Linked DNA regions of Homo sapiens: region 1 is linked to region 2. The links are chromatin loops, found by intact Hi-C in ENCODE. Cell type or tissue: CD4-positive, alpha-beta T cell. All regions are shown on one strand.

What was found. A loop is a pair of places that touch in the nucleus more often than their neighbours do. Peaks named below come from ENCODE experiments on the same cell type or tissue, not always from the same donor. Only the 100,000 strongest peaks of a DNase experiment are listed, where the experiment ranks them.
Region 1: a loop joins it to region 2, with 6 times the contacts of the local background. A loop is called at or near these places in 2 of 110 quality-filtered maps.

The regions. Positions count from the first base shown.
Region 1 is chr13:45,455,422-45,459,421 of GRCh38, forward strand. No RefSeq gene overlaps it. Among named protein-coding and RNA genes, the nearest start is that of COG3, 7.5 kb to the right of the region's middle. In CD4-positive, alpha-beta T cell, no CTCF peak of the experiment used is centred here; no DNase peak of the experiment used is centred here.
Region 2 is chr13:46,200,525-46,204,524 of GRCh38, forward strand. LOC107984578 (a long non-coding RNA gene) reads right to left here. Exons shown (of 4, transcript XR_001749863.3): 2 at 2,577-2,706. Among named protein-coding and RNA genes, the nearest start is that of LRRC63, 9.4 kb to the right of the region's middle. In CD4-positive, alpha-beta T cell, no CTCF peak of the experiment used is centred here; a DNase peak (open chromatin) is centred at 1,867; H3K27ac peaks cover 523 bases.

The DNA of each region.
Region 1 (4,000 bases), 750 kb before region 2:
AGGAGAAGCCATTCTTTGCCTTTTTCAGCTGCTGGTGACTTCCCTATTCCTTGGCTGTGGCTCCTTCCATCTTCAAAGTACGTCGCTCTAATCTTGGCCTCCATTGTCGCACTGTCATCTCCTTTTCTACAGGCAAATCTCCCTCTGCCTGTGTCTTATAAGGACTCTTGTGATGACATTTGTGGCCTACCCATGTAATCCAGGATAACCTCCTCATCTCAAGATCCTTTACTTAATTTCAACTGTGAAGCTTCTTTCACTATATGAGTTAACACTCACAGGTTCCAGGCATTAGCACCTGGGCATCTTTGGGGGCCATTATCCAGCCTCCCACAGCCTATATAGTCTTTCTGCACCCATACATTCACGCCCAAGTGTAACAACCCAGTTACCTCTCAAAGAGTTCTCTGGAGTAGGTTTCTACCACAGTATCAGGCCTTTATGTAAAAATGAAAGGCTAGGTTTACCACGTAATTCATAGTTAATTTGAACAAACATTCTATCTCATCCTCTCATTGTTTAAATAAATGAAGCCTCTGAGAATTCAATTGTCTCTGGTCATCACAACGTAAAACAGAGAATTCGACCAATGTGGACACCATCAGATGCCCCGATTTTATCTGGCTAGGCTGTTTATTTTACGCCATCTCTTCTTCCTTTACTGCTGGCGGGGGCCCAGCCGACTTTGAGACAATAACTTTTCATGGTTTCTAATTAGAAATTAGAGCTTAATGCACTAAATTGATATCATACATTATGATATCCTTTATGACCCAATTTTAAGACTTACAGGAAATTCACTAGGCACCAAAAAGAAATTGAATGCAGATCAGCAGATTACCCAGTTGTCTAGATCTCATTTCCTCAATACTTTATTCTCAAAAAAAAAAAAAAAACAGCACTCTGTCAGCAAATGGAGGTGGTATGGTATATACAGTGTCAAGCTCAAACAGTTCCTGAAGGCATGAGTCAAGGCTCAGATATCTACTGCTGCCTTTCCCTCAGACCACACCTGTAGCATCATAGGCATTTCTCTATGGCCAGTCAACAGAGAAAGAAAAAACTGAGGCGTCATTTATTGATGGTTCTGAACAATATATAGGCACCAGATAGAAATGAACTGCCACACTGTGACAGCCCCAGTCATGAGTGTCACTGAAAAATAGTTGGAAAAGAAAATCTTCCAAGTGTTTAGCACTCCAGCCAGTATGTATGTACTTCCAGGACTGGAAATCTTGAATCCATGATCAAGGACAAGATGGTTAATCTCCATTTGCCCTCAGATCTATAACTTCTGTGCCCTGCTCTATGTTTTTGGATGCTGGCTTCTTGCATGACTCAGAGACTGCATTACTCAGATTCCCTTACTTTCTGGCTTCCAATTGCATTTAGCCAATGAAAAACACTAGCAGGAAATTGGAGGTGGAGAGAGAAGATGGTATTTTTTCATGCTTTCCCTGCTTCACTGCCATGTCCCTGGCGATAACTGTGGTTCCCCCACAGCTACAACTCTCATTGGGCTCTGCTAACACTATTTTCTAACCTTGTCTCTTCAAACCTACAGGTGGTAATGGTTTCCCACTGTTGCTAAGTCTCCAGGTGCCTGATATGGCTTGGTTCCATGTCCCCACCCAAATATTATGTTGAATTGTAATCCCCCAGTGTTGGAGATGGGGCCTGGTGGGAGGTGACTGGATCATGGGGGTAGTTTTTAATGGTTTAGCACCATCCCCCTAGTGCTGTCTCGTGGTAGAGTTCTCACGAGATCTGGTTGTTTAAAAGTGTGTAGCAACTCCCTTTTGCTCTCTCGCTCTCTCCTGCTGGCCATATGAAGATGTGCTTGCTTCCCCTTCACCTTCTACCATGATTGTAAGTTTCCTGAGGCCTCCCCAGCCATGCTTCCTGTACAGCCTGCAGAACTATGGGCCAATTAAACCTCTTTTCTTTATAAATTACCCAGTCTCAGGTAGTTCTTTATAGCATTGTGAGAACAGATTAATACAGTGCCTCAACATCTATTATTGGTCTCCTTAACTCTCCCCACACCTCTGTAATTATTTCCTTTACTAAGTCTCTTTATTTGAACAATCTCAGATAAATTCTGTTTCTTGATGGGACCCTAACCAAATACAATCTGTTAATTCTCTCCTCCATGTTGCTAAACCTCCTATTTTCCATCTTCTTGTCTCATGCTGTATTTGGAGAAATGTCTCTATATCTATTTTCCAACTTACTGTAATTCTCTCTTCAACTATTTACCTATCTATTTTAATTCCAATAATAATATTTTTCAGTTTTAAGGATTGTTTTAAAAATACAATTTTTTAAAAAACTATAAATTTATCATTACAATTATACATTGGTATATGCAAGGAGATTGGTTTCAGGGTCACATGCATATAGTCAAATCCATGCTTACTCAAGTCCTGCAGTTGGCCCTGCAGAAATTGCATATACCAAAAGTTGGCCCTCAGCATACACAGGCTTTGCCTCCTGTGAATATTGTATTTTCAATTCGTTTCTGGTTGAAAAGAAGCCGTGTATTAGTGGAAATGCACAGTTGAAACTTATGTTGTTTGAGGGTCAACTGTGTAGTTTTATATGATTATTTTATAATCTGCCTGGCTATTTTTGATAGTCTTCTTCCCTTGTTTGGTTTGCTTCTTGATTTCTTTCTTTTTTTAAAAAAAATATTTTTAGTGATGGAGTCTTGCTGTGTTGCCGAGGCTGGTCTTGAACTCCTTGGCATCAAGCAATCCTCTTGTCTTAGCGTCCCCAGTACCTGGGATTGCAGGCATGTGTCACCATGCAGGGCTTCCTTCATTTCACATGTATATGAGAGCCATGCTCTGAAAATTATCCTTTGACAAGGGGGAGTACAGGGCCCCAGCAGTGTATGATGGGAGGCTGGACCTCACCCAGACTGCAGAGTAGATGCCCCTGAGAAAGACATTAAAGCTGAGAACTGAGGGATATCTAGCCATTTGTAATGGTACCCAAATTGCTGGACTCCAGGCTTCTCCAGGCCCAACTCTAGCTCCATGGTCTCTTCTACCACCCTTGGAGATACAGTAGCATCTGTCGTTCCCTGCACTATGTTTGAGTCTGTGTGAAGGGTCTTTGTGAAGCTGCCTACAGAATTTCTCACGTGTGCCTACTCCATTGTTCATGCGCTACTCTAGTAGGACTTGGGAGTACTCTAGGCTTTTTTCATTCTCTACCACCATACTTAGGAAGCAAGAGATATATTTTGTCTGATCTCAGAACATTCATGAACCACCCTCATCCCCACCACCCAGATGGTAGAACCCCTTCTCAAAAACACTTGCTGCAAGATACCATCCTGCTCCCCTCTGTAGACTCCCTCTTTTCTCTAAAACACGTAGTTTCTTAAGGTAGGACAAAAATAGAAGGTGTATTTTTCCAATACCTGTTTTACAACTGAGTGGCTGCTTTTAAAGCTCAAAAGCTGTCCATGTGACACGGTTGTTTGTTGGGTCTGCCGTGACAATCCTCCATTCAGGTGGTGGATACTCAAGTCTGGCTCATTAGAATAGACAAGGAGCTGTGTGTATGTGGAAAACATTCTCTCAGCATGCTTCATGTCAAACATTGGACTCGTCACCCTCTGCCAAGCTATCTTCTTCTGTGCTCCCCTCTCAGTGAAGGACACACCCATGTGTCCAAACCAGACATCCTGACTCCTTCGTGTCCATTCAGTTACACCTCAATCCCGGTGGGCTTTATCTTTTTGATATCTCCTCCTTTCACTCTCCTCTCTCCATGTCCACCAACACTCCTAATTCAGGCTGTCCAGATGACTGAAACAGCCTCTATACTCTCTGTTCCCACTTCTGGATTGGCTTCTGGTCAATGCATGTGCCACACTCTCCAGGACTTTTCTAAATGGCCAATGGGCAATGTCCTTACTGCCCGATCTCCTCAGCACAGAGGCCAAACTTCTTATCATGGCACCCAGGCTTTCACAGTCTTGTCCCTA
Region 2 (4,000 bases):
AGCTTATCCACAAGGGCAGGAGAGAAAGCACAGTAAAGGGTCGCAGGTGCTGGGAGGTGCACCTGGGGAAATTCTTCTAATTGCCCCTATTTTCACAATGAGTGAGGCTGGGGAAGGAGCTACACAAGGGCTGTAGTGAAAGGAGAGTGTCTGAAATATTGTTTAGGAGTTTGGAAGAATGAATGCTTTGGGGAAGATGGTATAATGGCTGAGTAATATTCAAGGCTAGTGATGATCAGTTTAAAAATATTTTTCTTTTAATTAACTTTTAATTTTGAAATAATTTCAGAATTATAAAAAAGGTGGAAAAATAGTTAAAAGAATTCCCATATACCCTTCACCCAACTTTCCCAAATATTAGCATCTTAACATTAATACAGTACCATAGTATAATTATCAATATTGGGAAATTATCATTGATCCACCATTATTAACTAAACTACAGACCTTTTTCAACTTTGATAGATTATCCTATTAGTAAGTATCCTTTTTCTGGACTAGGATCCAATCCAGATCTCACATTCCATTTAGTTGTGATATCTCCTTAGCCTCCATTAATCTGGGACAGTTCTTCAATCTGTCTTTCATCATCGTGACACTTTCGAAAAAGTCCATCATAGACTGTCCCTCAGTGTGGGCTTGTCTGTTTCCTCACAATTTAATTCAGGTATGTATTTTTGGCAAGAGTAACACATTAGTGATGTTGTTCTCTCTCAGCACATCATATTGTGGGGTACATGATGTCTGCAGGGGCCCCCCCACTGTAAAGTTACTATTTTTCCCTTTGTAATTAAAAAGTAGTTGACTGGCCGGGCACGGTGGCTCACGCCTGTAATCCCAGCACTTTGGGAGGCCAAGGTGAGTGGATCGCCTGAGGTCAGGAGTTCGAGACCAGCCTAATATGGTGAAACCCTGTCTCTACTAAAAATACAAAAATTAGCTGGGCGTCGTGGCGGGCACCTGTAATCCCAGCTACTCAGGAGGCTGAGGCAGGAGAATCGCTTGAACCCGGGAGGCGGAGCTTGCAGTGAGCCGAGATCGTGCCACTGTACTCCAGGCTGGGTGACAGAGCGAGACTCCATCTCAAAAAAAAAAAAAAAAAAAAAAGTAGGTGATTATGAATTTAAAATAAGGGCATTCCAAGTGGGCTTTCTCCCACCCTGTTCAGTTCCACTGGTGTAGGTATTGAGTAAGTGGAGAGTTGATTTAATATTGTGGTTTATCAAGTGAGCACCTTAAAGCGTAACCTAAAACAGTTGCAGATGTCATTCAAGAGGAGGGTTAACTGCCTCAATAGATTTTTGATGTAGACCAAAACAATCAATTATATTAATAGAAAGAATGTCTGATAGATTTTATATGATCTCAAAGGCGGAAAACAGACCTGATTTTAAAGTTTCACAGGACTAACTTTTATACCCATCTTTAGTGGAAATGCTTCTGGGGACCTCTAAGAAATACTCCTTAATCTGTTTTAGTCACTAAGGATTTATACACAAATGTATTGGAAAATAGCCTTCTGAAATTTAACATGTCCATAAGTAAGGAGGTTCTAGATTTGGAGGTTCTAGATTTTCATTAATGCATCCAATAAATCCTTATTGAACCAATATCTGGACCAAAACCTGAACACCTGGTGTGTGCTACAAGTGATAGAGAAAATTAAAAATATGTCAAGTGTCTAATTAAAACATCCCAGGAACTCTGAAAAGTCAGAAAGCGGAAATATGATTAATTATTCTGAACTTCTGACATAGGAGATGAGCCTAACTAAGCATTTTTCTTACAATAAGATCTAAAACTACTCTGTGGCTTTAGCTGTGTACTCTCAAAGAAATGTAGAGAATAGAGGCCTGAGGTGAGACAGGAAATACACTAGACCACAAGTCAAGAGATCTTGAATCTAAATTTGATTGGGTGGCAACTTGTGTGTCCAAGTCAAGTTGGGATAGCAAAGTGGGTAAGAGCTCATTCTGTGGAGTTACAAAGGCCTGGGTCCCAAATCTAGTCCCTGGGTTTATGGTCTTCTTAATCTATCTAAGCCTCAGTATCCTTATTAGCAGACAGGAAAAGTAAATAGCACTTACATCATAGCCTAGTTGCGAGGCATAAATGAAGAAATGCATGGAGAGTACTTAGTATAATGACTAACACACAGCATACGTTCTAAAAGTGCTAGTACTAATATTTAATCATTTTTATTACTATAATTAATGATTAGTCACCCTTCTGTGCTTAATTTTCCATATCTGTAGAGTGAGGAGAATCAACTAGACTAGAACTTCTCTAGCATGAATACATACATGAAAAAACTATCCCAGACTTCCAGAGTTGTCTTTACCTATTTCTGTTACATAAGCAAACAGCAAACTTGGGGTAAGCTGCTAGTGCAGTTAGATCATAACTATAAATCCAAATAAGCTTAAAATTAAGTTCAAAACACACAGGAAAATCACACTAAGATTTCTAATGAGGTTAGTAGTGACTTTCTGGAATTAAATTCATGCTTTGCCCTGTGAACCTGGTGCTGACCCCCGAGGCCCAGGGTGGTCTGCGTTCACTGCCCTGTTACCTACCGTGCATTTTGCAGCAGTTCAATTCCTCTGCTTTGCTTTCTTTGAACTACTGCTATCTCCGGTGATGTCATTTGGCCTTCACTTTGCACAACTCATTATTCTGTCAGAGCTGGATCTTTCCTCATTCGCCCTTGAAAATTAAGAGAATAACTTGGCCTCAATTCCAGATTCATCTCTTAATGCAGATCCTGTAGCTTTCCTGCTCTAAATCTTCCAGTAGCTCTCCACTGCCTGTCAATATCCTAATATTTAAGATCCTCTCAGACTTACATTCCTAGCCTGACCTACCCAACTTCTTCTCTAGTCAAACTGGAATATCTACTAAGCGCCCCTTTAGAATTTTTTAAGATTTCCTTTGTGGCCCATCTTGGTAAATATTTCAAGTATACTGAAGGGGAATGTGTGTTCTTTATTTATTGGATACAGGGATCTATATATCGATCAGATCAAGTGTATTACTTGGTTTATTGAAATCTCCCATATCCTTAGGAATCTTTTGCTTGCTTGAGCTTTTATTTTCTAAGAGACGTGCTTTTTTTAAAAAAAGGTTCTCATTTTAGAGGTAGATTTATCAATAGCTCCTTGTCATTTTGTCCATTGTTGTTTCTGGTATTTAGAAGTTATGCAGTTAAGTGCAGACAGTCATATGCTGGCACATCACCTTGATGAATCATTTCTTTGTATCCTTAAAAAATAAGCCTATTAGAGTCTACTTTGTCCAGTATTAATATATTGTTTGCCTAGCCTATGGTCAGCTTCCTTGATATGCTGTGGGCTAGAGAATGGATTCTCTAGTCCCTGTTTCAGAGAAAGGGTCTCAATTTTGAGGCTCTCAGATTTATGCAGGCTGTTTTATTTCAGTTCTCTGCTTGCTGCAGACTAGGGAGTTCATCTCCACTTCCCATGTAGGTAGGACAATCCCAGTTCCCCACCCCTAAAAATCAGACCCCCCGTGGACCACCAGGACTTCATCTCCAGCTCACTTCGCTGACATTAAGTTCTTTTTCTTCTCCCAACATCAGGGATTTCCTTTTCTGTTCATCTCAGCTACATATTTTATCTGGCATTCCTATGTATTTTGGGTGGACAAGAGGCCATCCACATCAGCACTACTGGTCACATAGACTGAAAATGCTAGCATTGATTTCTAACTAACTAAACAAACTATACATGCTTGAATGTAAAATGACTTTGTTTACATTATATATATATATATGTATGTATATGTGTGTATGTATATAAAGAGCACAAGAACCATTTTAGAGTGATTTAGCAACAAATCAGTTATATGTCACAAATCAGTAATATGTAACAGTAATGAGTATGGTACTACCTTTATACAATCAACTTTTGAATTATCATTGAGAAAAAATAGTAGTTGACATTTATTGAACATTTTCAGTGATCCAGGAACTGTGTTGAAG